Linked DNA regions of Homo sapiens: regions 2, 3, 4, 5 and 6 are each linked to region 1. A link is a loop called in an ENCODE intact Hi-C map of the cell type or tissue named here. Cell type or tissue: endothelial cell of umbilical vein. All regions are shown on one strand.

Region 1 (5,000 bases):
CAACTGAGAAGGTAGACAATTAGCTACAATTTACTTAAAATCTGGGGCAAATTTCTGGGAAATATCCCCATATTACATAGAAACCACTATTTTTAAGGTCTCTGGTAAACTAGAGTCAAGCCTTTGACCAAGAACTATTAAGTATATAAGCTAGTGAATTTTTAATCCTATACTTGTCTAAAATGCATATAAATACTACATAGAAATATTACAACATCTATTTGTTATATAGTTGCAAGCCTTATAGTCTCAACAAATAGATGCACACGGTCAGAAATTGAGAGTGGATCTGCAAATATTTAAATCACATTACAGTAATGAAGTTATGGGAATTTTATTTTCTATTTCAAAATATTCTTTGGGACACTTTCTTTTTAATGAAAAAGTAATGATCAATAAATTTTAAAATCCACTTTGCTTTAAATTTCTCCACTCATTGTTTCAAAGTATTTATTATAAACCGTATATACAATGACAAGTGAACAATTCAGCAATTATCAGATAACTTTGGAGAGTATATCCAGATTAGGACATCAAAAATGAATGTTTAGCTTTAAGTCAATAGACCTTCTTTTAAAAACTAAATTAGCCTTTACTTTTTATCACATATTGCGAAACAAGGTCACTGGAAGAAAGACTGTCAGAAAGTTTAAGCTACTTTCCAAACAGGCTTGAATATTTTCTTACAAGTTTTATATTTCATTTTAAGAGCTGGCATTAGATAGAAAATAATTTTTAAACTCCCTGACATTTAATTCTTCTAAAAAACAGTGCAAACAAGACTTAAAGGTGTTTGTTTCTTTATATTTACCCTTGAGTTCTGCCTGGTTTTATTATGGCTGTGTAAATAAAAGAAACAATTTTCTCCCAAAGATAACTGCTTAAGTCATTTACTGTCAATTACTTTATCTTTCCTGCGTTAATTAGATAAACAACATATGGGATTTATAAAACAATTAGCTGGGAGTTTTACTAGCCAGTGTGTGAAAACCCAAGCATAATTGATATAGGAACCCCATTAGGTGCTTTTAGCATTACTGCCACCTGAGCAACTCATCCTGAATTTCAGCAGGACTATTTGTCTTTTTAATCAAGGTGAAGAGGTTAAATAGTCTCTTAAATGACTTTTGCATACAACCCATAACAGCCTTGCACTGAGATAACGTGATAAAAATATTTATTTCCATAGAAACAGAACCATGTCCATACCTGTTTTAGTCTCCTCCATTTAGCGCGTCGATTCTGAAACCAGGTTTTGACCTACAGGAAAGAGAGAAAGAAAACTTGCAACGAGCCCGCGTCGGGACGTGCCAGAGGGCAGGGTGGCTCCTCGCCTCTCTCTCGGTGGCCCGGCGACCCCTACCCCAGAAGCCTTCCCTTCCCCGGAGGCGGCCCCAGGCCCCCCGCGAGCTCACCTGTCTCTCGCTGAGCTGCAGCATCTTGGCCAGACGCTTCCTCTCGGGCGGAGAGAGATATTTCTGCGTCTCGAATTTCTTCTCCAGCTCGATGGTCTGGTCGTTGGAGAATCTCACCTGGCCGCCTTTCCTTTTATGCAGAGGCCTCTGCAAGAAGGGGCTCCAGAGTAGAGGTTTGCCTGCGAGCGGGAAGAGCGGCGCTCACCCACTGCCCTGGAGCGGCCTGGCCAGACCCCAGAGCTGTCGGGCCCCAGGGATGACAAAGGTAGGCCAGGAGGCCACCCAACCAGACACATTCACATACACCCACCGGCACGTGGACCTAACACGTTCCCACCGACACACAAACATACCCAAAGTCACACACTGACACCGCAGATGCACACAGCCTTGTACACACACAGACAGACACACAGCCGTCACACCTAGAACTAAATCCAGACATACCTTTAACCCCAAAAAGAATGGGCACTACCGGCTGGGCTTACAATACCACGACCCTCTTTCCCCAGTGGCTCTCGGATTTATACATAACTTTTTGCCCCCTTGGATCTCCCTTGGTGAGCCGCACTTGCGAACACCGGGTGTGTGCGTGTTGGGGAGGAGCGGGGCTGCTGCACCGACAAGGCCTGGCTGCGCGGGAAGCGCTCGGGCCCGGACACCCGCATTAGGTTGCGCGAGGAGCCTCCAATCCTGGCCGGGGGAGCCGCGGCCTCCTCTGATTTCACACCCAGCCCGCGGGGGCGGCCAGTTAAAGCCACCCCATGGGCTATGGCAACATTTCCGTCAATGTGTTTCCTGTTGGTCTAGCTCGAAAAACTCTTTGCTTCCTCCTGCGCGGTCCCAGCAGTAACCCAAGGAAACTCAGGGCGCACTGTGAAAACGTTAGCCCCCAGGCCCGGCCCGGCTGAGGGTCCCGCTCCAGCCCCGACAGGCGACCACAGCCAGGCTCGGGCCGCATCATCAAACCCTCGAGGCTGGAATCAGACAGACAGGATAACAACTCAAAAACATAAAAAGATGAACTAAAAATACAATCCCCCTCCCCTGTTAACGGTGAGAAGGTAAGGTAAAGGGCTGAGCTAGAGCCCGCGCCGTAATAATGGAGACATTAAAATGCTAATTAAGACGTTAATTGTTTTCAGGGTCCCTACTGAAGCTTCCAATAACAGAGTTCATTTAAAACTCTAGAGGCGCCCCGTTTCCTTATTTACCCTAGGGCTCCAGACCTCGAAGGCGCCAAGGGTCACCCACAGCGCGGACCACGGGCGGCTTATTTGTTAGGCCGCACATTGAGGGGACAAGCCCCGAAGTTCTGGAATATATGCCCTATGTGTCCCTGCTTCCCTTCCTAACTGGCGACCAGGAGCTGCTGCTTCCTACTCCCAAAGTAGTGTCGGTCGGTCCGTCCGTCCGTCTGCAGGCCTGCACCTCAACGCTTTGAAAGCTAGCATTGTTTTTTCGAGATTTTGCTTGCGTCAGGCTTCAGACTGGTGCAAAACAGCCTCGAAAAAAAATAGGAAGCAACTGGTTATTTTAGCTGCCATAAAGTCACATCCCACACAGAGGAAATGAACAATATCAGAAAAACGGATCCCGGCTATCAGAAGTCGAGTGTTTCCTGAATTTGTCTGTATTGAGGATGTCGATAAAATAATCAGCAGCGTGCACTACTCCGGGGGAAGGGTCTGCTTCATGCAGCCAGGAAAACACTTAACAGCTTCTGAAACCAGATTTACTCCTATCGAGAACTCAAGATTTCCTGTATGAACGGAAAGGGTCAGGCTCTTTCACTGCACAAGCCTGTTGAACCAGGTCCAGCCCCGTAGCCACCCGGGCCCGGCTGCGATCCCTGCCCCACGGGGGCCGGCCAGGGGCGCCTCGACGCCCCTTTCCCCGTCCCTCCCGCTAAGGGAGCCCCACCCCGGGTAACACGCGCGGTCCACGGCTGCCCTCGCCGCGAGGTCTACCGCCGGCCCGCGCGCCCCGACGCCTGCAAGGTGCAGGAAAACCAATCTGAGTCACGGTGCGGTCAGCCCCGGCCGCGCGCCTCCCGTCCCCGCGCGTGCCCGACAGCTGCTTTTCCATCGCTTTTGCCACAGCCGTCTACCGCCTGCCCCCTTCGCCCCCTCGGCCTCCCGGGCGCTGCCACCTGCCGGGTGGCGCTTCCTCGCCCCCACCCTCGCCCGGCCGCCTTACCCAGGGGGTCGTGGCGGAGCAGGGCGTGCGTGTAGTCGTTCACCGTCCGCGGGAAGGGGTACAGAGGGCCCCCGAAGCCGCCGGGTCCGTAGGCAGCGGCCAGCGCGGCGGCGGAGTGGTGCGAGAAGGCTGGATGGATCGGCGTGGGCTCGTACACCGGGGTCCGGTAGGGGGACACGAGGCTGGTGAAGGAGGAGTTGGGGGACGGCAGCGTGGGGGCGGGCGTGGGCGCGGCGGGCCCGCGGCCCAGGATGTCCTCGATGTAAAAGGGCGTCGGGTGTGCGGGTTGCAGCAGCGGCGTGGGCGCGTACAGCGGCACCCCCACGGCGCCCGCCGCCGGCCCGGGGTGCGGGTACTGCATGGCTCCGCCGCGCTCCGGCCCCTCGCAGAGCTGCTGGCCCGCGCCGCGGCGCTACATTTATCCGCGCTCCGCGCTCCCGGCGATAGGCTCCGCCGGCCGCGGGGTGGGGCCGCGCTCGCTGGCCCCTTCCTGCCGCCGGGCCCTGCGGCCAATGGCGCGGGGCCCCAAGAGCAGCCGCCCGCCCCCACCCCGGCCCGCCCCGCCGGCCAAGCTCCCCGCCCCCGGGACGCGCTTGCTACCAGGCTCCGGGGAACTGGCGCCCTGGTGCCCCGCCGCGGCTGTCGCCCCTGGGGACTCCAGGCACCCCGGCCGAGGACGCCCTCGAGGGAAGCCCTGGGCCGCGTCCGTCGGGGGAGGCGCGAGGAAGACCGCCTTCTGGAGTGCGGGCTCCAGCGGCCCTGTCCGCGGCCCCGAGGCACCTCTGCCGAAATTCGGGGGCGCCGTCCAGGCCTGGGCCCGGGGTGGCAGCAGCTGTTTCCAGGCGGGGAGCAGCGGGACTCGGCGGGAGCAGAGGCCGCTGGCCTAAGACGCCTCCTCGGTGGGTGCGCTCCCTGGATTAACAGTGGCGCTGGCTGTCACACCGGCCGTTTCCCGAGCTCAGAGCGGGACAGTGCCCTGGGTTCCTAGGGCTGCTCGGCGGCCCTTAGCTGCGGCCCGGCGGGATTCGGATGGCTGGAGTTCAGGTGCTGCGGACTCTTGGCCGCTCCACCTGGTTTCATTTGGAGGCCTCGGACTCAAGCCACTTCCGCGAGGATGCTGGCAGAAGCCGCTGCGAGCAGCAATCAAGGGGAGGCCCGGGTCCTACAGCGCCGGGCAGAGGCTGTGCAGTCTTCAATCCAGTGGGGGCCGCTCCGTGTCTTTTCTGCTGGCTCTTGAGGGTCGCAGCTGTGCGCAGTCTGGCTCTCTGGTTTTGCACGTGTTTTCTATTGAAGCAGTCCGTACTGCTGGCCCGTATGGCCTCGGCTCTGTGCGGCTCCACTCGCCTCCGGGGCAAGGGGGCATTTTCTTGATTGACGCCCTCCTGC
Region 2 (5,000 bases), 130 kb before region 1:
TCTGGAGATCTGTTGCATGACAATGTGAATATCCTTAACACTACTGATCTGTACGCTGAAAAATGGTTACCATGATTTTTTAAAAACAGAGGGGCTTAGAAGAGAAGAAGAGTATCCAGAGGAGGGGTCATTGGAACTGTGAACTGGAAAGTGGATACCATTTGGATATTCCAGGGTGGTGAAAAAACTCATAGGCAAGTCCTATGCAAAGAAGTTGGTGGGAACAGGGACCGCTAATGTGGAGAGAGGACATGGCCAGGGAAGTGAAAGTATGGCCAGGGTGGTGAGCATGGGGCTGCTTGCCTGAGAAAAGGGTGGAGACAGATAGGTAAGCAGAGAGTTGGGCCCTTATTGTTGTTTTGCTCCTACAGAAGCTAACACCATGGCTGGCACAACATAGGTGTTCGATAAATATTTGCCTAACAAATAATCTGGACACAGGAACAGAGTGGTTTGTAAGTAAAGAGCAACCAATAAATATTTAATTATGATATCACAGAGTTTGTCTTGCAAATGCTATCTAAAATAAAATAGTTAAAAGTTGTTTTCATTGTATCAGTAGTAGTATTTCAACATTAGGAAATCTTTCAAGATATTCAGTTAAGTTCTAAAACTATAGCATTGTTATTTTCAGCAGAGTTACAATAAAACAGTTTGTTATTAAAAAGTTAGTTTTGTGTTTTGTGTTTTGAGACAGTTTCGTTCTTGTCGCCCAGACTGGAGTGCAGTGGCACGACCTCAGCTTATTACAACCTCGGCCTCCTGGGTTCAAGCAATTCTCCTGCCTCAGGTTCTGGAGTAGCTGGAATTACAGGCACCCACCACCACACCCAGCTAATTTTTTAATTTGTAGTAGAGATGGGGTTTCTCCATGTTGGCCAGGCTGGTCTTGAACTCCTGACCTCAGGTGATCCGCCCTCTTCAGCCTCCCAAATTGCTGGGATTAGACACATGAGCCACCACACCCGGCTAGAAAGTTAGCATTTTAAGAAAAATCTGTGGCATTAAAAATTGTGATTCTACAGAGCCATTATATATTTTCCATATCATCTTTTAAAAATTCAGGATATAATATTTCATAACAAAAATGGTTTGATCTTTCAACGGATCTGTGATTTCTCAGTAAATTATATTCCTACTATTCCTTAAATAATAAAATTTCTAAGTAATAGGAAAATAGTTGGCTGGGCACAGTGGCTCATGCCTGTAATCTCAGCACTTTGTGGGGCCAGTCAGAAGGATCGCTTGAGGCCAGGAGTTTGAGACTGGCCTGGGCAACATAGCTAGACCCCATCTCTACAAAAAAACTTTTTTAAAATAAATTAAAAATTAAATTTTTAAATTAAAAAAGTTTTAAAAAATCTATTCAAAATCTCTGATACGACTTACCTCATTTTTCTGTTTATAAAATCCTAGAGGTCATGGTATTTCTATGAATATTAGAATGTTACTACTGGTCTAATCCACCTGCTCCTTGGAACATGCCATGGTTTTGTACATTTCTGAGCCTTTATACGTGTTACTTCCTTTATCTAGAATGCATTTCCCAAACTAGTTTTCCTGTCTCTAACAGGGGGATAATAATAGTGTCACCTTCCTCAAATGGTGGTTGTGATGATTACACGACTTCTAAGCATTTGTTAGGTAAAGTATTTAGGAGAGGGTTTGACACATAATGAGCATCAATAAGTGTCAGTTATTACCATTATCTTACAAGACTTTGTTCAAATGCCACTTATTTTGTAATTTGCTGCTATCTCCCATAAATCTTTTGAACATGTCTTTACTGAAGTTCTTATCCCTTAATACTGTTGTTTTGTTATATATTTGTCCACCTTGCTGGGCCATGTGCTATGCAAAGGCAAGGCATGTGCCTCATGCTTCTTTAGATTCAAGGCATCTAGATGATGTTAGGTATGTAGTGGGCATGTACTGAATGGAAGTACTTCCAAGTGAATGGAAGACTTAAGTAGGAATGATAAAGACACTGATGAATCAAAACAAGTATGAGTACTCTAGCCTAGGCAACAAGAGCGGAACTCCGTCTCAAAAAAAAAAGAAGAAAAGAGAAAAGAAATCACTAAAGATCTTGCCGTCTTCTCTCTAGTATCTTTAGCAACTGTTCTACTCAAAACAAGTATGAGGAATGTTTACTACTTCATTAAACTGGTGTTTTTCTAATTTGACAAGGAAATTCTAGACTAATTGTTTTAATTAACTATAATTATTCTTTTTCTTTTTCTTTTTTTTTTTTTTTTTTTTTTTTTGAGACGGAGTCTCGCTCTGTCGCCCAGGCCGGACTGCGGACTGCAGTGGCGCAATCTCGGCTCACTGCAAGCTCCGCTTCCCGGGTTCACGCCATTCTCCTGCCTCAGCCTCCCGAGTAGCTGGGACTACAGGCGCCCGCCACCGCGCCCGGCTAATTTTTTGTATTTTTAGTAGAGACGGGGTTTCACCTTGTTAGCCAGGATGGTCTCGATCTCCTGACCTCATGATCCACCCGCCTCGGCCTCCCAAAGTGCTGGGATTACAGGCGTGAGCCACCGCGCCCGGCCTCTTTTTCTTTATCTTCATGCAAATCTAGGTGTTTTTTTAAGAGAAGGCTCAAAATCTCTTCCATCTTCGTTTCTCTGGGTTCTGAATAAAAATAATTGCTATAGTAGAAACTTCACCAAATAAATACTTGGTAAACCTTATACCTCTTCAGTTTGTTACGTTAGGGTCTTCTGATTGAATAATTTACAGCTGCTTTTGTTGGTCTTTTCTCAGACATAAATCTTAAAACGTTTGCATCCTGGCCAATACAGAATCAACACAGTGCTAGAGTCGTAGAGCTAGATTATGGTGCTACCTAGTGGTCAATTTTTGGCACATACGTCATTGAAACTGTCTCATGCTCTTGCACGTTTTCATTCTATTTTTTTATACTGACAATTGTAAAATGTCATTAGAAATCACTAAAGATCGGCCAGGCACGGTGGCTCAAGCCTATAATTCCAGCACTCTGGGAGGCCGAGGTGGGCAGATCACGAGGTCAAGAGGTAGAGACCATCCTGGCCAACATGGTGAAACCCGTCTTCACTGAAAATACAAAAAATTAGCTGGGCATGGTGGCGGGCGCCTGTAGTCCCAGTTACTTGGGAGGCTGAGGCAGGAGAATCGCCTGAACCCCAGAGCCGGAGGTTGCAATGAGCTGAGATCGCGCCACTGTACTCTAGCCTGGGCAATGAGAGTGAAACTCTGTCTCAAAAAAAAAAGAAAAAAGAAAAGAAAAGAGAAAAGAAATCACTAAAGATCTTGCTCTCTTCTCTCTAGTATCTTTAGCAACTGTTCTATGTGTCATTTCTCTTCCATTCACCTAGTTTGCATCTCTTCAACGAATAGAGAATTTAAAGGCATACTTCAAGACCTGTCAGATACCCTTTTCTCCCACAGGAAACTGGAACTTTTACAGGCAGAATTCATGACACCAGCTTCTTTGGGCCATGCTACCACACGCCCCCTCTGACTCCAGGCAGATCTCAAAGGCTGCCCATGACAAAGGCACGCCCCTTTGCACACATTCTTCTAAACAATCATTCCCTTTCCCTCTTTTGAAACCAAACAATTCCTTCAAAAACACAGTTTCAGGCATAAAATAGGAAATAGTACTAAACAAACGGAAATATTTTGCTTTAAATACTGAAGCCATTTGTTTACATTAAGAAATAGTTTGCATTCAAAGCCCATAAATGAAAAGAATCATGAATCATCCATCACAAGGGGACTTTATAGATAAGAAATAAGCTCTGGCCTGAACAATTGTATGAAGTATGAACAACTCTTCTCTGGGAGTTTTTGCTGAGTCATTTTTCAGGAAGTGGGCTGTCCAGGGAGATTTCTACGGAGGAACAATCGACAATATTTTCATATTAATAACCTCCAGTTGCTTTATTGTTCTCGAAACTTTTGTTAATGAGTATTTTCCTGTTCGGTGAAAAAAACATTAATCAAAAGACAAAGCCTAATCTGATTTATTTGTATGTGTTTGGGGTTCTTTTCTTCTATAAGTGATGTTAAATATATTTAACTAAGAGTTAGCTAATTGCAAACCTAATTGTCTTCATTAACTGAGTATAATCTCAGGAAATATTTTGTCCTGAACTTTATTTTTAAATATATGTGCAATAACAGGTTTTGGAGGGATGGTAAATACAGGCTGATACAGTTTGGATATTTGTCCCCACCCAAATCTCGGGTGGAAATATAATCCCCAGTGTTCAAGCTGGGGCCTGGTGGGAGGTGTTTGGGTCATGGGGACAGATCTCTCATAGCCTGGTGCTGTCCTCACCATAGTAAGTAAGTTCTGATGAGATCTGGTTTTTTAAAAGAGTGTGGCACCTCCTGGACTTGCTCCTGCTGCCACCATGTGAGATGCCTTCTTCCCTTCACCTTCTGATTGTAAGCATCCTGAGGCCTCCCAACAAGCTGAGCAGAAGCCCCGCCATGCTGCCATGCTTCCTGTACAGCCTGCAAAACCATGAGCCAATTCAACCTCTTTACTTTATACATTACCCAGCCTTGGGTATTTTTTTTGTTTTTTGTTTTTTGTTTTGAGACAGAGTCTCACTCTGCCACCCAGGCTGGAGTACAATGGCATGATCTCAGCTCACTGCAACTCCACCTTTCAGGTTCAGGCAATTCTTGTGCCTCGGCCTCCCAAATAGCTGGAATTACAGGCACCTGCCACCATGCCCAGCTAATTTTTGTATTTTTAGTAGAGATGGGGTTTTGCCATATTGGCCAGGCTGGTCTCAAACTCCTGACCTCAAGTGATCTGCCTGTCTCAGCCTCTCAAACTGTTCGAATTAAGGCGTGAATCACCATGCCCAGCTTTCAGGTATTTCTTTCTTTCTTTTTTTTTAAGGCAGAGTCTCACACTGTCACCCGGGCTGGAGTGCAGTGAGGCGATCTCGGCTCACTGCAATCTCCACCTCCCAGGTTCAAACAATTCTCCCTTA
Region 3 (5,000 bases), 180 kb before region 1:
TCTGAAATTTTTTTAATGAATATTTACTATTTTTATAATCAAAAAATTGTATTTTTATTTTGATAAAAAAGGGATGAAAATTTCTATATATTATAGTCACTGCTTCACTTAAAAACTATTTAATAGTAATCATTTAATATGTTGAATAACATAACTTTGCTCAATAAATATTCAATATTTAGTACATGTCCACTTTACATAGAAAAACTCAAATTAATGTCAACAATGATTATCCTTTAGTGGGAATAAAAGTGATTTTTTTCTGCTCTCTATTCTTCTATATTTTTTAAGTTTTTCTATAAAGAAAGTTTGTGTTTTTCATTAATTCAGTCCAAAATGATTTACTAAGTCTGTTGTACTCATGGCATTCTGTTATGTAACACAGTAGGAATTCATGAGATATGTATGAAATCACAGGTCTCAGGGGCAATCTAATTAGGGCTATATTCAAAACATACTTATTCATACACAAAGACATACATTTACAAACAACAAAATAATGCTGTGTAGCATTTTCAAAGTCCATGCTATAAGAATCCAGACATATAAAATATATTTGTGTGTGTATCCATGTAGAATGCAGTATTCTAAGATGGAAAAATTTCGTGGAGGAAATAGGAGAATTCAATAATAGGTAATATTTGAATTGGTAGAGAAAGGAGGAGGAGGGTATTCAATTACGGGTAAAGACAGACAGGAAAGAACATGGCATTGTGCATAATTCAAACAGTTTAACTGATATGAAAGATATCTGTTGTTACTGGGAATTTCACTGTAATTCCCATACAGTGATTCTTAATCTTTATTTAGGCTGTGCCTGGGGATAGCATGACTCTCCTCTCTAATTATAATCAAAGTTATAGTTCTCCCTAGGAAAGTGCACAAACACAGCTATAATACCTACCTTCCCTCTGAGAACTGCTACCCATTGACAAGGTTGGACAAGCTGCATAGCCTCTTTCAAAGTACACTGCAACAGGGGTGTACAATCTGATACACTCTCAGGAATTTTAAATTAACTGGAATTCAGATAGTCAGGTATGTGCCTAACATATAAAAGCTATAGGTGGTCATCCTCCACCAAGTACAGAGAGAAGCAGAGAAAGTCAGACTTCACAAAAGGATGAAGACAAAGTCATCAAGGAGAAATAGAAAGAAAGATGGTTGTCCACTTCTTTGTTCCAGTCTTTCAAAAAGTTTGGCTGCCCTAAGATTTTTATAAAATACCTCAGTAACTTTCACCATTTATTTTTTCATTTTTTCTTAAGCTAACTCAAGTTGGTTTGATTACCCACAACTACAAATTTTTTTTAAATCCTGGACAAAGATGCTCACATGGGTGTGCATGTGTGGGGGTGCACACACACACACACATTTCTTACAATTAAAAAAGGTTTACAGACACCTTCATCTGACTAGCACATTAGAGCATATCTTCCCAAATGAATAAGTTATGGGAATACCACAATATTGATCATCTTAGCTCTCAATCTAATTTTCTGTTTGTGTCACAATATAAAGAATGGGAAGCCCTACCACATAATAATCCAGAAATAAGGGTCAAGACATGGTTTACGTTACTAGACTCCTGATGAAAACAGCATGTCAAAGAGGTCACCAGGCTGATGATGATGATGATATGCCATATAAATTTTACACACTTTTAGTTTTTTCACAACACCAACAATATTGTACTGCTAAGTAAAAAACTGAAGTTAAGGTAAGTATCCTAAAATACTGCTGCTTGGTATTCAAACCAATGCTATAGCCTGTAGCTACAGAGTAACTGAGAGTTTCTAGCAACTAAAGAGGAAAAAAATGTATATACATAGAATCCAAATTTCTTTTTTCCTTTTTTCTTTCTTTTTTTTTTTTTCTGTGACATGGTCTTGCTCTGTCGCCTAGGCTGAAGTGCAATGGTGCAATCCCAGCTCACTGCAACCTCTGCCTCCCCGGTTCAAGCAATTCTCCTGCCTCAGCCTCCCAAGTAGCTGGGATTACAAGCATGTACCAACACACCTGGCTAATTTTTTTTATATTTTAGTAGAAATGGGGTTTCACCATGTTGGCCAGGCTGGTCTCAAACTCCTGACCTCAAGTGATCTGCCCACCTCGGCCTCCCAAAGTGCTGGTATTACAGGCATGAGCCACCGTGCCTGGCCCAGAATCCAATTTCTTTCACCACGGAATACTGAAAAATATTTCTTGTTTACATAAAACTCACGTTCTATGTGTTTTTCCATGAAATATTTCATCTAGTTTGCTATATGTGCTCGTAAAATGCTTTATAAAATAATGCCCAGATGCTTCCTCTAATTTATTTGAAGAGATTCTGTCAAAGAATTTGTAATGACAGAATTGATATACTTTAATATGTTTCTTAAAAGATACATTCATATCTTAAAGGATTATATGACCCTTCAAAGCATCAAGAGCAAGCAAAAGCATAAAAATGAAGAACGATTTTCTGTATATTTCTGATGTTGAATTTTACTTGACTTGTTCTCACAAATAGTATCCTGTTTCCACGCACAGAAAAAAGTCTAGTGTCGTGTGTTAGTTAACATTGCCTCCTATAACTAGTGTTGACATTCTGTATTACTGACATTAATACTCACTGTAATTTTGAATAACAGCACAGCACACTGATGATCATTAATGAACATCCTCCATGGTGAAACCTGAATTCATAATCAGCCAGCACAGATTTGCAATAGACTTCCTCCTTCCTGTTTTTACATTCCTGACCAAAGAGGTATCTCTTCCTGTTGACTTTTGGGCATTTGGTAAAATGCAAAAAATGAGAGATGAAAACACCCACTATATTTAATTGTATTTGTCCTCTAGGATAAAATGAATTGCGAAAATAAATTTTAATTCAAAAAGTTTAAACAAGTAGATTAATGAATGCAAATATAGACTGCTTTCCCAGAAAACTTCAGAAAATTAAACAAAAATATCAGACTGACTACAGCAGATCTAATGTGCACTTTGCGTAATAGCTTAAGAGATGAACTATATACTCAACCCAAGTCTTTTACAGGAATCTTAATCTACAGTTAAGAAGAAATTCACTGAAGGGCTGACTTCACAGCAAAACAAAAAGAATACTACTCAATCATAGAAAACAAAACATAAAATTAATTGAGCTTTACACTTATTATTTGTGCATTTATAATTCACTTATGATTTACAATGCTAAAGACTATAAAGTCTATAAATATCTTTATTTTTCAAAATAAAGATGTAACATTAATATTTATATACCCAAAAATTCAAAACCAATCTCATCGAACAGAAACTAAAGGAGATGCAACAAAAAAGAGAAACAAGTTAATAAAAGGGGACTTTAACATATCTCTCTCAATCCAAGAATGATCAGGTGAAAAATAACATGAGGCTTTAGAAGATATAATGAACTTAATTAATAAGGCATGTATGTGTATAAAACTGTGAAGCCTAATAAAAAACCATACACTTTGAAGACCACATAGAATACTCATGAAAACTAACCATATATTAAGCCACTAATAAAACCTCAATTAATTTGAAAGAATAGAATAAAAACAGATTGATCTAACTATAATGTAATAAAAGTAGAAATTAGTAGCAAAATTTAACAAATAAAAAAGACTCTCCATACTTGGAAAGTTATAAAAAACACATAATATAAAAAAACTTTTGGATCAAAGGGGAAATAAATACAGCAGAATTGCTTTAAAAGAGCAATAAGGAAGATATATCAGAACATGTAGAATACACCTAGAGCAATCATCAGTGAAGAAGAACAGCATTAAATAATAACGTCAATAAATGAATTACGTACAAAATGCAAAAAGCTAGGAAAAGAATAAAAGAAATGGAAAGAATCATTAAAAATAAAAGCAGAAAGGAATGAGTTAGAAAACAGAAAATGTATGGAACTACTAAACAGGTTTTTTAAAAAAATCAACAAAACAGGCAAACCACTAGTTAACCAAACAAAAGGGGAAAACAATGACTGAAATTACAAATACACAAAATTTAAATTTAAATACAAAAAATACTAAAATTAGGACTGACAAGTGGGATATAACCATTGAAAGAGAAGAAATTATTATTTTATTATTTTATTTATTTTTTTTAGACGGAATCTCACTCTGTCACCCAGGCTGGAGTACAGTGGCACAATTTCAGCTCACTGCAACCTCTGACTCCCTGGTTCAAACCGATTCTCCTGCCTCAGCCTCCTGAGTAGCTGGGATTACAGGCATGCACCACCACGCCCAGCTAATTTTTGTATTTTTAGTAGAGACAGGGTTTCATCACGTTGGCCAGGCTGGTCTCGATCTCCTAGACTCAAGTGATCCTCCAGCCTTGGCCTCCCAAAGTGCTGGGATTACAGGCGTGAGCCACTGCAACTGGCCTATGATTTTTTTTTTTTTTTTTTTTTGAGACAGGGTCTTGTTCTGTCACCCAGGCAGGAGTGCAGGAACACAATCACAGCTCACTCCAGCCCCAACCTCCCACCTCAGCCTCCCAATTAGCTAAGACCACAGGTGTCCAGCTAATCTGGTTTTTGTTTGTTGTAGATACTGGGTCTCCCTATGTCACGCAGGCTGGTCTCAAACTCCTGGGCTCAAGTGATCCTCCCACCTCAGCCTCCCAAAGCGCTGGGATTATAGGCATGAGTCACCGTGCTAGGCTGAAATCTTATTTTTAGTAACATTACACAAGTCTACTCAAATAAATTTGATAAACTTGAAGAAATGATAATTTTTCAAAAGAACACAATTTATTGACCCTCAAGAGAGAAAGTCTAAAACAGACCAATTATCACAAAAGAAACAGAGAAAAGAGTTAAAAGACTCCTCTACCAAAAGCACCAGATCCATTGATTTTCACAGGGGTAATTCTGAGAAACTTTTAAAAATAGATAACATCAGCTGGGCATGGTGGCTCACACCTGTAATCCTAGCACTTTGGGAGGCCAAGGTGGTTGGATCACGAGGTCAGCAGAT
Region 4 (5,000 bases), 120 kb before region 1:
CTGCCCCCATAGAAGCCGTGATGAGAAAGCCTCATTTCACATCACAATGTAGCTTTCCTTCCATACCAGGTGATGAACAAAATGGGTCCAGCTATGTGGTCAGGTCTCAGAATCAAGGGAGGCTTCTGTGTAGTGTAGCAGTTATATTCAAAGACTCTAGAGTCAGACTGCTTGGGTTCAAATCCTACCTCTGCTATTTATTAGTGATGTGGCCTTGGGTACTTTTCTATACCCGGAGTTTTCTTCTCTACGTAATAGACAAGCTCCTGTCTCATAAGTTTGTTGGGAGATTAAATTAAGTAATGAAAATAAGGTCTTCAGAATAGTGCCAGGAAAGTAATTAACCCTATAGAAGCGTTAGTATTATGCCATAATGAGGAAAGTTATTATGTACCACTGAAGATAATTATTTTAATTAACTGATTTCTATTTTTTGGTCTGGTGAAAAGGATTGTTCCTCTACATCTTTTCAAATGGACACATGTGGATATTTCTCTGATGTTCAATGATCAGTTTCCAAAAGATAAGTTGCCCATGAAAATGCTAGGTGACCACAATGTTCACCTGTTTATTATAAAGTTATTTCCAATGTACTGTTCTTAAGTTTGTTATGTGCTCATTCATCATTTTACAAAGACTATAGATTTAAGGACCTTCCATGTGCCAAGCCTTTGAGAAGCCAACAGGTCAGTGGAGAAATTTCTTTTTTATTCCAAATTAACTTGTCGGGGGCGTGAGGTCTTGGACTGAGAATGTGCACCCTATACCCAGGGTGGCTTGCACACCTACTGCAAGAATCCATCTCTGGACCTTAGAGTCAGGATCTGAACACAGATCTGCCTAACTCTAGAGCTCAGAACCACTATGTGATAGGCCTCCCTGGCTCATTGGTGCTTCACAATCCAGGACCATCCCTTTTGACCTGACTCCTAGAACTTTCCATCCGGCATGCAACCCAGGAATAACCGCCTATTTGGTCTGCCCAGGCTCCTGGAGCTTATTCATGGGGCGAAGAAAAATGAGCCTTGACTCCTAGGAAAGTAATGCAAATAAAAAGGACTGGATTAAACACTCCTTTAGTGTTTCCTATTCTGCTTCAACATTCCCCAATCATCACTAAAGAAGGACTGTACCATGGATAAAGGGGGAAGCTGCTATTTTCTTGTGGTCTTTATTCATATCCCCCGGCTTCTCATTCTCAGCCTCCTTTCCAAGTTCCTTTTCATCTGTTTGTCTTCTAAATGTAGTTGTTTCCCATGATTCTGTCCTCAACTCTCCCTTCCTCTTACTTTAGGGTCCTGTGTGTTCATCTTCCACTTGTGTGTTGATGAGTCTCAAATCTAGATCTCCAACTGCACTTCTCCCCTAAGCGCCAAACTTCATTTTTAACACCTACATTACATCTCCACCAGAATATCCTATCCCATCATCATGTCCAAAATTGAACTCATTAACTTCCCTCTCCTCCCACTGTAAGTCAATTTCCATGCATCAAACACCCACCTACTAATAATGATAATATCCCCACACAGGTATTCCCAACCTGCTCTTTCTCTCCAGGTCAATCTCTACCTAGCTCTTCTTCATTAGCTCTGACCTGGGTACCTCTGGGCATTTGTAGATGCTGTTCCTTTCATCTGGAATGCACTTCCGTCTGTCTACCTGGTAAACAGATTTCTATATGTTCTTCAAGATTCAACACAGACAGCCCCCTCTTCAAAACCACTCTAGGTCCTGAATGGTACATCTCATAGGACATAATTTGGATAGGACATATATGCTTTATTTCCAATATTAAACTGAATTCTTTGAAGACCACTTTTGGGTGTTATTCACTTCTGTAGTTCTCAGAGCACTTAGTACAGGACCTCCTACAGAAAAGTTTTCAATAAATGTTTGCTGGAATAATTAATCAATGTAGTAAATAATTAATAAAGTAGTCAATAACTCATAAGGTAGTAAAATGGAACCAGTATGCTTGAGTGGTGATTTATTTCTTCCTCCACCCATTCTTTGTCTTCAAATTTCCCATTGCCTACTGTCACTTTTCTGGATTGGTCACCACTCAGAAATTTTGATGTTGTAAATAGTTTATCTTACAAAATTTTTGGAGTTAATTTGGTTTATAAGGCCTGACACAATCTGGCCCCTTACAAGGACAGCTATTGTAGAGTAGAAACTGAGAGAATGACTAATGTGAATTCCTTCATTTCAAACACACTATGATAAAAAGAAAAGTTTCCATTTATACCACATTTTACAGGGTTATGGTTCAATAGGTGATCTGTATGCTTCCTTTTGACTTCCAAACACATGTGTTCCTTTGTTTCTCAGGAAGTAATCATCATGTAGCCATGGAAATCAATGAGTGCAAAGGAAATGTTGCAGGGGAATAATGAAGCCAACTAACTCGGCTCCACAAAGTTGGTCACATCCTAAAACAATTAAAATACATCCAAAAGCCCCTAGAGGAAGTGTTGATCAGTGCTTGGTATTTTGACAATAACTTGTACAGTATGTGAAAGCATTTCAAAAATTCTAAAGCATTTATGAAATGCAACATATTATCAAGATGAATGAACAAATATTTATTGAGTGACTACTATGAACTAGGTACTTTTGCATATATGCCCTCATTTTATTTCAACAGCCCTATGGAATAGCTGGTTTTGGTATTATTTCCATTCTATCAATTTTTTAAAAATACTAAGACTCTCAGAGGTTAAATGACTTGTCTAGTAAGTGAAAGAGACAACACTTGAAGGAATATGTTCTTTCCATCAATCAGAATTCATCTTAAAGATGAATTATGACCAGATCCATGGCCTAAATCTCAAGAGGGACCCAACACAGTACAAACCACCTCCCAACCAGCTTTCCATACTGGTAAATAAGACTCAACTGTTTCTCTCTCTGCTTAACTAGGCTTGCAATTTATATCCTTGGAGGCAGGTTTGTGATTTGGAGGTTTAAAACTTTATCTCAATAACAGGAAAGATCAGGACCATACATTTTTTGAAGTCATTTATAAGGCATCAACATCATATTAGTCAAATTCTGACACAGTGGACAATCCCATTATTCTCCTTTTCTTTTGGAAGAGTTTGTAATGTTTAAATATTCATAAAGATCCAAAGTTTGTATTATACAGAAATTTGTCTTAAGATGATGTTTCAGTGGAAGGAATTGAGAGTAGTAACTGCTTTAACCTTTATTTAGAGTCTTAAAGTAATGGAGCTTACCTTTGGTGAAAACCTATGGACTCAGTCTCGTTATTTTGTAAGCCATACCTTATATTTAATGCAAATTATATTATTAAGTTTCTCATGCAAAAGAGTCCAGATAAGGACTAGGGCAGTCTAAACCTGGTATGGTAGCTCCACAAAGTCATCAGACACCCAGACTGCTTCTACTTTTCTGCTTTCTAGCTTTAGCAAGTGACTTCCATTCTCAAGGTCATCTCAGGATACAAAAACACTGCTGCAGATCCAGCCACCAAGCCCCCAGTCCAGGCAGCAGGAAGGAGGCTGGGGAAGGACAAAAAGGATGTGGACCAGCTGTGTGTCCCCCTTACATAAGGGTTTTCCGGGAAGTTCAATCCGGCTACTTCTGCTTTTATCTCATTGGTCAGGGCTTAGTCACATGGCCAAACCTACCTGCACATGATGTTGGGAAAGATAGTCTTTATCTGGTCTAAAGAAGAAAGAATGGGGGAATGGATATAGGGGAGGTATCCACAATTGCAACCATAAAAGATGAAGCAGAGGGACAGAAAAGCCCACATAAAAGATCAAAGTCTTCAAAATAGAAGAATAATTGGGTCTGAATCTCATGTCTGCTATTTATCAGAGGTAGCCAGATCAGGGAGACCAGCTAGAAGGGGATTTGGACCAGGGTGGTAGTGATGGACATGGGGAAAGGTGGTCAGATTCTGAATATGTTTTGAAGGTAGAGCCAACAGGATTTGCTAATGGATTAGAATGCGAGGTCTGAGAGAAAGAGAAATCCAGGGTGACACCAAATTTTTTTGTTATTGTTTAAGCAGCTGGAAGAATAGAGTTGTTCACTTACTGAGAAAAAGAGAACACGGTGGGAGGAGCAGGTTCAGAATGGGAGTGGAAGGAGATCAGAGGCTCAGATGTTTATTAGACATTCAAATGGAGACGTTGAGTTGGAAGGTGGACATAGAGTCTGGAGCACAAGGAGGTGGTACAAACTGGAGATATATACATTTAGAAGCAAGCAATACATAGATAGTATTTAAATCCCTGAGACTGAATGAAATCATTAAAGTAGTATGTGCAGATGAAAAACGGAAGAGCTCCAAACAATAAGCCCTGGGGCACTCCACTGTTGTGGATGGCTAAGTGTTAACCAGCAGGCAGTGTTAACCATAAGCTGGCTAAGCGGGAGAACAGGAATGCATGTTCTCATTTAGGGCACAGACAGCCCAGGAAAACTGAAAGAACCCGACAAGAAGATGAGAAGCAGTGAGGTGGAAGGAAAACCAGGAGTGTGGTGGAAGCCATGTGGAAGAAGTCTTTATGAGCAGGGAGTCACTGTTTTAAATGCTGCTGATAGGTCAAATAAGACCACTACATTTGCTACGTTTGCCTTTTAAGAGTAATTTCAGTGGGTGGTGGGGGTAAAAGGAGAAGAAATAAGAGGAGAATTGGAGATAACAAGTAGATACAACTATTTTGCGGAATTTTGCTATAAAAGGAAAGAGAGAAATGGGGGTTGGGGTGTGTAGTAAGCTAGAAGGGAAAGTGGGACCAAGAGATGAGATTTTTTTTTATGATGAGAGATGCTTATATGGTACTGGGAAAAAAGGCAGAAAGTGACAATGCAGGGGAGTGAAGGGAGGATTGCCTGCAGCACTGTCCTTGACTTTGTAGGCAAGGGAGGGAAGGGGGTAGGGTTCTAGTGTGTAAGTGGAAGTGATGGTCTTTAAAAAGAGCATGGAGAGTTCTTCCACGGAAACAGAAGAGAAGGAAGAG
Region 5 (5,000 bases), 190 kb before region 1:
ATTCACCAAATTCTCCTGCAACAAATTAGTTCACAATTGATTTAAAGCCAAGATTTGAAAACATTTATTTAAACAGAAGCACATGAATTGTTACAGTTCTTTCAGAATAGGACATACATAGGCCCCAATTATGAAAGGGCAGTTATATAGCAAATAGTAAGCTTTCTGAGATGCAGAACGTTGCCCTACATTGCCCAGATAAAGTTATCAGCAGTTTTCTGTGCCTCTCGTATGGATCCTGGAAAGTAGGAGAAGCTACACTGAGACACTCTATTTGTTCCTACCTGAGTGACCATGTTGTTTCTAGTAAATCTTTGTATTCTTTGTTATATAAATTGAGAATCTGATCTAATCTTTCAGTGGAGCAGCCTCTGCAATATCAATTTATAACCCACTTGAAACCCTGAAGTTAGAGTCTGAAGTGAGACTTGAAACACCGCAACTCTCTTCAGTAGCCTCCAGATATACTTAAGAAACCCAAAATTTCAGTAACAACCATGTGAGAAACAATGGGCTAAAATATTATTTAAAGATAGTAGATAAATTATCTTTGAGAGATGGGGTCTTTTTTCATAAAGCCACATGATTTGGAATTATTTTCTTTTAAACAACAAATAGCAAAGACACCACCTCCCAATTTTTTTTTTTTTTTTTTTTGAGACAGAGCCTCACTCATGTTGCCCAGGCTGGAGTGTAGTGGCACGATCTTGGCTCACTGCAACCTCTGCCTCCCAGGTTCAAGCAATTCTCCTGCCTCAGCCTCCCAAATAGCTGGGATTACAGGCACCTGCCATCATGCCTGGCTATTTTTTGTATTTTTAGTAGAGATGGGGTTTCACCATGTTGACCAGGCTGGTCTCGAACTCCTGACCTCAGATGATCCACCTGCTTTGGCCTCCCAAAGTGCTGGGATTACAGCCGTGAGCCACTGTGCCCAACCACCACCTCCTTATCTTAAATGCACAAAAGGTTTGCTCAAAGTAGCCACTCAATCTTGGAATAAAATATTTCTACTATAGTTAGTTAGCAATATGAAATACCAAGAAAAAAACCAATGTAAAAGTATCATATCCAGTACTCTTAACATTTTCCCAACCATTTTATCAAATACAGCAGACATGAATAACAACCTTCCCATAACATTCTCTGATTGTGTTAGTCTGTCCTCATGCTGCTAATAAAGACGTACTCGAGACTGGGTAATTGATAAAGAAAAAGAGGTTTAATGGACTCACAGTTCCACATGTCTTGGGAGGCCTCAGAGAACTTACAATCATGGTGGAAGAAGAGGCCAACGTGTTCTTCTTCACATGGCAGCAGGGAGAAGAAGAATGAGAGCCAAGCAAAGAGGAATGCCCCTTATAAAACCATCAGATCTCGTGAGAACTTACTATCAGGAGAACAGGATGGGAGAAACCACCCCCATGATTCAATATCTCCACCTGGTCCATCTCATGACTATTGGGGATTATGGGAACTATAATTTAAGAAGAGATTTGAGTGGGGACACAGCCAAACCATATCGCTGATACTCTGCAATCCAGAAGCAAATCAGAAACACAACAGCTCCAAGGAAATAATACGTAGGTCAAGAAAAAGGAAGATTCCTTCTACCAATATTAAGCATTGTGTAAGTGCACAAGCAATAGAAACTGAAAATGAAGTGCAGAAAACAGGCATATACACAGGCAACTTTAATACAGAGCACAATTATTCCTTAAATCATTAAAATTTATCTACACTGAACCTATTCTTCAGAGAGGCAAGAAAGTAAATGAAGTAGTATTATGACATAGGTCCAAAATTCTTTGCACATCTTACAATAAGAGGAAGGGTCTACACTCCCTTCCTTTAATCTGGGCAGGCTTGTGACTACTTTCACCAATGGAATATGACAGAAGTGACACTATGTGACTTCAAAGACTAGAAAAGGCCATGCAATATCTACCTGCCTCCTTTAGACACTTAGTCTGGAGAAAGCCATCCACTATGTAAGAAATCTGACTATCCTAAAAATGACAAGCTGGAAAGGCCACATGTAGCCACTCCCAAATGACAGCCACAGCAACTGCCAGCAATGTGGGCGAGCCATCTTGGCTGTCTAGTCCAGTTGAGACTTCAGATTACTTCAGCCCCAGCAGGTAGCTGACAGCAACCAATATCCATTTGACTACAACCACATACGAGACCCCAACCTACAACTGCCCAGCCAAGTCTTTCCTGAATTCCTAAAGAAAAACAAAAAGTTTTCATGTAGAATACAAGTTACTTGGAAATTTGCATAAAATATTTAAAATAGTATTAAACTTAAAATATTTCCCAGGATAATTCCTTTTTTCTCCATTTTTTTCCCTTTTGGCACTAGTCCTTTTTGGTGCTGTCCTAAACTTATTTTCTACCCCTGGATGCCCTTCCCCCTCCATATGCTTCAATACTAATTTTAAACTTCCTTCAAATTTCAGCTCAAGACAGTTCCTTAATGTTAATTTCATAAATAGCTATACTGGATAACCTTCCCATTACCAGAAATTTTCCCATTTTTTTTAACACAAGGTTTATATTACACTATCTTTTATTAATATGTACATCAAATTTACTCTCCCACTACTTGGTGTATATTTTATCTTCTAAGTTCCTTGAGAACTGAAGGTGTCTTCTATTTCTACATTCAATTCACAAGTGCTGTGAGGATATAAATTACAAATCTTAATAAAAAGAACAGGCTCACTAGAGGGCACCCTTTACCAAAAAGTAACCTCTAGAAATCCAAGTACAGTCGGCCCTCTGTATCTGGGGGTTCCGTATCCCTGGATTCAACCAGCCACAGATGGAAAATATTCAAGGAAAAAAAAAATGGGTGGTTGCGTCTATACTAAACATGCATGGACTTTTGTTCTTGCCATTATTCCCTATCCAATACAGTAAACCACTATTTACATGGCATTTACATTGTTATTAGGTATTATACGTAATCTAGAGATGACAAAGTACATGGGAGTATGTGCATAGGTTATATGTAAATACTACACCATTTTATATAAGAGATTTCAACATCCATGGATTTAGGTATCCACACCGGTTCCCGGAAGCAAATCCCCACAAAAACTGGGATGACTGTATTTTCATTTAGTACCACATCAAAATATGATGTGAATCTCATACTCGACCTAATCAACAACTAAGTATTATGAAATAAAAATAAAAATAAGATTTCCCTATTTTTTGAAGTGGTTTTACCCTGTTACCTATTGCTTTAATATAACTGTTTTAAAAAAAATAGCAGAACAGAATCATAAACAGCACAAAAATTATCTGGCAATTCCAGGCTCCTATGGGTAAGTATAAACAACACAGCACAGGATAAACTTTTATACATTACAGAGTGCCTGACATACAACAGGCATTCAAATATTGAAAGAACACATATAATAATTTTACTAAAGAACATCTTAAAATCAGTGTTTGAATTTGCAATAAATATATAAAAGTTACATATATTGAAAACTGATGGGAAATCAGTACTGATGGATAAGATCTATAAGGAATTGAATATCAATCAAATACAAACAAAAACATATTTTACTTGTCTTCTTCATCAGCATTTGAAAATCTACAAAGGATGATTTTTTATGATTTATTCATGTTAGATGTCATATATGAGGATAATACTGAAATTACTGAATGAAAAATAACCTAAAATTTCTAACAGACCTATGAGCTTTTTTTTCTCTTTTAGAGACAGAGTCTCACTCTGTTTCCCAGGCTGGAGTGCAGTGGTGTGATCACAGCTCACTACAGGTTCGACCTCAGGCTCAAGTGATCCTCTCACCTCAGCCTCTCCAGTAGCTATGACCACAGGCGTGCACCACCATGCCCAGCTAATTTTCTTAAAATTCTGTAGAGACACAGTCTCCCTACGTTGCCCAGGCTAGTCTTGAGGGGTCCTCCAGTCTCAGCCTTCCAAAGTGCTGGGATTACAGGTGTGAACAACCACAACTGGCCTCTATGAGCCTTTTAATCTACTTCTAAACTATATAATAACATTAGCATTTTATAGGGGGAAAACATTAAGCAAAGTTAATGCTTAAAAAGATAATTTTTGGCAGTCCTGGAAAAGACAACATTGTATAAAGTATATCCTGAGGTGGAAGCAACAACTTTACTAAACTGCAGAAAATTTTAAAAATGAAAGCCATCTGCAAATATATTTAATTCTAACTTTGAAACAAAGAACCCCCTGAAATACATACATATTTTTAAAGACCTTTTTTAACAAGTGGCCTCAGTTTGTTGATTTCTTTGGAAAAAAGTGATAAGCTCTTATTACAAATTAAAAATGAAGTTCTTAAAAATCTCAACTTGACTAGGTATAAACCAATTTTAAAACCTTTAAGGTAGATTGAGAAAAACCTGGCTTAAAAAAACAACACATTTGTCATTGTTACAGGTAGATAGGCATGGGCAGGGCAGGAGAGGGCTCTCCCCGCCACCCACCAGAAATGTCAGGTGACAGTTTGACAATTATCGCATTATCTCTCTAAAAATGATAATTTGGCACCCCCAGGAAGAAGCAACTTCCTGGGCATGCATGTGTGATAAGAGACAAAAATGGTAAAGTATGATCTTCCAGGGGCGCACTCCACCAAAAAAGGAAAGAAAACATCAGATGGGCACGCGTATCACTCCCTAAACACACTGTGTGTGCTCAATTCCAAAGGGTAAGGAGGGCACTGGGCATGCGGAAAGTCCACCCTAAGGGAAGAATCATGGGAAAAAGGGGAGCCTATAAAGTCCTAGGATCAAGATTAAGGTTCCTTTTTTTGCTGTCTTCTTTTGCCCTTTTTTCTGTCTTGGACCTTCATGTGCCTGCTTGGCATCATTACCAAAAAGAGATGTCCACAGGGACCTTTCTCGCCAAAGACGACCTAGAAAGAACTACAATGAAGAGGATAAGGAAAATCAAGTAGCTGAGACTCAAGATCAGCAGTCACCTCACCATC
Region 6 (5,000 bases), 150 kb before region 1:
GATTACAGGCGTGCACCACCACACTCGGCTAATTTTTGTATTTTTAGTAGAGACAGGGTTTCACCATGTTGGCCAGGCTGGTCTCGAACTCCTAACCTCATGATCTGCCTGCCTCGGCCTCCCAAAGTGGTGGGATTCCAGGCGTGAGCCACTGCACCCGGCCTGGTTTTTATTCTTCATAGCACTTATTAACACTTTTTTTTTTGGTGTATTTCTGGCTCTTTTCACTAAAATACAAGCTCCCTGTGAGCATGGACTTTCCAGATCTTGATCTTGCTGTATCAACGGCACCCAGACCACTGCCTGTCACATTGTAAATGTGCCATTATTATTTATTTACTAAATGAATGAGTGAATGAGCATTTGCTATGAGACATTACATTTCATTAATACATTTCATGCCTAATTCAACTAATCCTTTCAACAGCTCTATTAGTAATTATAAAGGCAGAATTTGAACCCATATCCTTCTGGTTCCAAAACCCATTCACTTAACCACTAAATAAGCAAAACTGTCCCCCTGGTTGGAATATTTGGCTCCTAAACATAAAAATGTTTTTAAAGTTTTATCTAGTGTTGCAATAAACATCACATAGCTAATGATATCACTTAAATGTCCAGCAAAAATTGGGTAACTGTATAGCCGAGTCTCATAAGACATTCCAGGCTTTTTGGAGGTGCAACAGATGCAGCAAGCCTCTGTCACAGTTAGGCCCAAATTTATTTCTGAACAATTTCTCTGGACTCCATTTTTATGTAGAACGCTATACTATTCTCATTAGAGATTAAATCAGGTCATGATATTGCATTAGTATAAAATATAAGCATTAGTGAATGTGATTTTTCAAATTGACACCTCTCTCCCCTGCATATAATGCAACCAAAATAAAATTTACATTACTGTAAGCCAGGCACAGAAATGCAAATACTGCATGATCTCACTTATATGTAGAATCTAAAAAAGTTGAACTCAGAGAAGTCGAGAGTTGAATGGTAGTTACCAGAGGCTGAGGAGAGACATAGATGGGAAAAGGAAAGATGTTAATCAAAGATGTTAATCAAAGTTTCAGCTGGACGGGAGAAATAAGCTTTGGTGATCTACTGCACAGAATGGTGGCTATAATTAATAATAATAATATACTGCGTATTTCAAAATTGCTCAAAGTAGATTTTAAGTGTTCTCACCACAAAAAGTATGTAAGGTGATAGATATAATAATTAGCTTGATTTAATCATTCTACACTGTAAACAGACAGTGAAACGTCACGTTATACCCTATAAATAGGCTGGGTATGGTGGCACACACCTGTAATCCCAGCACTTTGGGAGGCCAAGGCAGGCGGATTTCTGGAGTTCAGAAGTTCAAGACCAGCCTGGACAACATGGCGAAACCTCGTCTCTACAAAAAATACAAAAACTAGCCAGGCATGGTGGCACACACCTGTGGTTCCAGCTACTCAAGAGGCTGAGATGGGTGGATTGCTTGAGCCCAAGAGGCCACTTGAGCCAAGACTGTGCCACTGTATTCAAGCCTGACTGACAAGAGACAGACCCTGTCTCAAAAAAAAAAAAAAGTTCTACACTCTAAATATATGCGATTATTATTTGTCAAATTAAAAAAAGTTTTAAAAAATTTACATAACTCAATATTTCACACCTGCTCAGAATTTCAAGGTGTTATGCATGATTGTTTACTTCAGGACTCTAAAGTATGTATTTATTAAGTCATACTAGAATATCCATCCCAAATGGAAACTAGACAATAATAGTCAACACTAATATTTATTATTTACTCTGTGCCAGCCAACTATTATGCTAAGCACCCTATAGACACTAATTATTTGAGATAGGTTTTATCATAATCCCCACTTTATAGTTTCAGAAACTAAGGCCAAAATCATACAAGTAGTAAATGTTCAGTCCAGATTAAAATCTAGACCTTTGATCTTAATGAATATACTTGATAAAATAAGATTTAATACAAATCTTACATTTATAAAGATATAAATAGCAAGAACATTCTAGAACATCCACAGTTAAATTTAACTACTTATTTTTTGTTTTAGTATGTCATTCTAAGATTTTATAGTATATACAGTTTAGGGTTTTTTTTTTTAATGTTTTCTTTCCTTTCCTAAAAGCACGTTATCTTTATTCCTAAAAACATTAAAGTCAAAGAAATATGATATCCTGTTTGCTCTTAAACTGATAAAACTTCATGGTCAGCTTTTGGAAAAGTGCCTGAGAGAGTCTGTGAATACAAGTGTAAAACAATTATGTTATCATAAAACAATTACAAAAATTTCTTCTGGTACGTCATCTTGTACAATTCCCTTTTCCTCCTATTTTTCCCAGCCCTCTGCAGGGCCTTCTTTAGACATCCACCCCCGCCCCACAGCCCCCCACCTTTCTACCTCCCACTAACTTTGCAGTACCCTACAATGTGTCCATGATTTTATCATCTCAGGCTCAGCTACAGCCACAAAACATGCTGTGACTTCTGAACCCAAGTCGGTTCAGACATTGTGACCTCAGGACCTGTTCTAAGGGGCTAACAACACACCTGCAGGACCCCAAGGGGCATCACGAGCCCCAGGCTACATCCAGGTCTGAGTCAGTATCCAGGGGAGCAGGTCTGATGGGTGATGCCTGACAGCAGGAAGTTCTAGTGTGAATATGGTAAATAAATGTTATGAACACTGCTACTACCCTATCCTAGGACCATACTACCGTCACTAATTTATCAGGATCATCCTCAATATGAAGATTCAGGCAACCATTCCCAATGCATTGAATCGATATGCTACTTGAAACCTATTGACCATCCTTGTGCAAGGAATTTGATAATACTGAGTAAAACAGGGACTAATGTTGTTTCCTCGAACATGGCCCCGGACAGCCATTAAGTCTCCCAGGGACAGTCACGCCCCCTAGCGGAAGGAGCTGGCAAGGAGCCAGGCACATCTACACCAGATGGAGAGGCTACAGTGAAAATCAGGAAACCTAAACAGAATGAGAACATCCAGTGGAAATTAGCCTGTGGTTGCAAGCAATGAAAACAATGATGCCCAGGGCAAAAAGATTAGGGCAGCAAAACTAGTTGCAGACTTTACCTGCCCGTAAGTTTCAGCCTACCAATATTCTGCAAGCTAGGGGATTTTTTTTTTTTTTAGAGGAGTCTCACTCTGTCGCCCGGGCCAGAGTGCAGTGGCCCGATCTCGGCTTACAGCAACCTCCGCCTCCCAGGTTCAAGTGATTCTCCCGCTTCAGCCTCCCAAGTAGCTGGGACTACAGACGTGCACCACTACGACTGGCTAATTTTTGTATTTTTCAGTAGAGATGAGGTTTTGCCATGTTGGTCAGGCTGGTCTTGAACTCTTGACCTCAAGTGAGCTGGCCTTAGCCTCCCAAAGTGCTGGGATTACAGGTGTGAGCCACCGTGCCTGGCCTAGGTAGGGGATTTTGAATGGCCAAAGCTAAACCATGCTGGGACAACACAGGCACTGACAGTAGGCCTTCCTTTACATTTCTCCCTTTTTTCTTAAGTTCAGTCGCCATCTGCATGGCTAACATCAAATTCTACTTTTCCACCGTGGTATTTTCTTCCCCAATTCAAACTCTATAGTTGGCTGAGATGGCTTTAATGGATGTTTCATTGGCAATGCAAATAAACCTTGGGAAAAGTATAGAGTCTCAGCTCTCTCCTGAAACTATCTTTCCTTCAAACTTAATGCTATGGGCCTTAAACACCATTTCACACACAAAATGAAAACAAATGCAAGACCTCAGAATCATCTGATTCTTGTCCACTCTTTCAAAAAGAGGGCCAAAGGAGCCAACACAAGGGCTCATTGGGAAAGTCAGGCAGGAAACGAGCTGGACCATCTGGAAGAAGCTTGTCCTGGGAGTAGCCATGTATAAAGTCAGGAGGTGGGAAGAACACAGCCTGGTGGGGTGAAAGGCATTATAGGCCATTGACAATGACTCTTGGTCGCCACAACCCACTCATGACGTCTGAGACAGAGGAGACTTGTTTTCCCAGATGATGTGTGGGAATGAGTATGCGGGAAGGTTTGAATGCTCTGCAAAAGAAGTGCCGTTCAGTTACCCTTGAATTACACTGGTAGAAACCATCTCTTGAGTCCTGAGTCACTGAGCTCTCTGAGCTCACCTTTTTAGGGGAGCAAACTCCACCTGGCCCAGATATGAACTCTGACCTCAAATAGGCCACCTCAGGTTGCCTACCTGCAAAACAAGGTGGGCAGGGAAAGGAAGCTAACAGAGTTCAGGATTTTACAGCAGAAAATATTTGCCAAAGCAATGCCTTTTTTCTGTGACAGGGAAAAACACGTAGGTAAACGCTTCAGTATTCTCTCTACCTCAATTCCCAGGTGTAAGCTTTTCCCTGGGAATGTTTCTCTCTTGCATTTCCAGTCCCAGTATCCTAACCTTTCTCTCACTGTTCATTCCGGGGCCTCAAGGCAGGGCCTTCAGCTGCCTCCAGCCAAACTCCTTTTCCACCCTCTCAACCCTTATAGCTTATAGTTTTCTTTTGGTTTTGGTTTTGGTTTGTGTTTGGAGACAGGGTCTTACTCTTGTCACTCAGGCTGGGGTGCAGTGGCATGATCACAGCTCGCCGCAGTCTTGACTTCCTGGGCTCAAGTGAGCCTCCCCCTTTGGCCTCCCGAGTAGCTGAGACTACAGGCACAAGCCACCAACTAATTTTAAAAAGTGTTTTATAGGGACAGGGTCTCACTATGTTGCTTCAGCTGGTCTTCAACTGGCCTCAAGCGATCTCCCACCTCAGCCTCCCAAAGTGCTAGGATTACAGGCATGAGCCACTGCATGTAGCCAGAGCTTGACGTTTTAAAATACTTCCTCCTCCTTCTCTTCTTTGCTGAAATGATGACATTCTTGCTGGACTGCCTCTTTTCACTTTTATTAGAAAGGTAAGTATTTTCGTCACCATTAGCCCATGAGCTCGTATGAATCACATTCTT

What was found. Hi-C counts contacts between places; a loop is a spot of excess contacts. Peaks named below come from ENCODE experiments on the same cell type or tissue, not always from the same donor. Only the 100,000 strongest peaks of a DNase experiment are listed, where the experiment ranks them.
Region 2: it touches region 1 in a loop (9-fold over the local background); 28 of 110 quality-filtered maps call a loop at or near these places.
Region 3: a loop joins it to region 1, with 5 times the contacts of the local background. A loop is called at or near these places in 9 of 110 quality-filtered maps.
Region 4: a loop joins it to region 1, with 9 times the contacts of the local background. A loop is called at or near these places in 25 of 110 quality-filtered maps.
Region 5: it touches region 1 in a loop (8-fold over the local background); 9 of 110 quality-filtered maps call a loop at or near these places.
Region 6: a loop joins it to region 1, with 7 times the contacts of the local background. A loop is called at or near these places in 31 of 110 quality-filtered maps.

The regions. Positions count from the first base shown.
Region 1 is chr10:92,688,962-92,693,961 of GRCh38, reverse strand. It overlaps HHEX (hematopoietically expressed homeobox), which reads right to left and starts at 4,007. Exons shown (of 4, transcript NM_002729.5): 1 at 3,615-4,007; 2 at 1,416-1,594; 3 at 1,210-1,260. The coding sequence starts at 3,975. RefSeq lists an enhancer at 1,889-2,696 and silencers at 3,227-3,376, 3,387-3,466, 3,887-4,206, 4,277-4,516. In endothelial cell of umbilical vein, a CTCF peak has its summit at 4,984 (motif pointing left); DNase peaks (open chromatin) are centred at 2,191, 3,061, 4,091 and 4,821; H3K4me3 peaks cover 4,786 bases; H3K27ac peaks cover 4,244 bases.
Region 2 is chr10:92,821,013-92,826,012 of GRCh38, reverse strand. No RefSeq gene overlaps it. Among named protein-coding and RNA genes, the nearest start is that of EXOC6, 25 kb to the left of the region's middle. RefSeq lists an enhancer at 3,607-3,901. In endothelial cell of umbilical vein, a CTCF peak has its summit at 2,878 (motif pointing left); DNase peaks (open chromatin) are centred at 2,842 and 3,702; H3K27ac peaks cover 2,294 bases.
Region 3 is chr10:92,870,931-92,875,930 of GRCh38, reverse strand. All of the region lies in intron 1 of EXOC6 (exocyst complex component 6), which reads right to left. Among named protein-coding and RNA genes, the nearest start is that of EXOC6, 25 kb to the right of the region's middle. In endothelial cell of umbilical vein, no CTCF peak of the experiment used is centred here; a DNase peak (open chromatin) is centred at 2,690; H3K27ac peaks cover 2,952 bases.
Region 4 is chr10:92,813,605-92,818,604 of GRCh38, reverse strand. No RefSeq gene overlaps it. Among named protein-coding and RNA genes, the nearest start is that of EXOC6, 32 kb to the left of the region's middle. In endothelial cell of umbilical vein, no CTCF peak of the experiment used is centred here; a DNase peak (open chromatin) is centred at 2,374; H3K27ac peaks cover 1,918 bases.
Region 5 is chr10:92,878,202-92,883,201 of GRCh38, reverse strand. The region is part of intron 1 of EXOC6 (exocyst complex component 6); the gene reads right to left. Among named protein-coding and RNA genes, the nearest start is that of EXOC6, 32 kb to the right of the region's middle. In endothelial cell of umbilical vein, a CTCF peak has its summit at 2,737 (motif pointing right); a DNase peak (open chromatin) is centred at 2,741.
Region 6 is chr10:92,837,242-92,842,241 of GRCh38, reverse strand. It overlaps a transcript of EXOC6 not described here. Among named protein-coding and RNA genes, the nearest start is that of EXOC6, 8.8 kb to the left of the region's middle. In endothelial cell of umbilical vein, a CTCF peak has its summit at 2,907 (motif pointing left); DNase peaks (open chromatin) are centred at 2,471, 2,691 and 2,931; H3K27ac peaks cover 3,539 bases.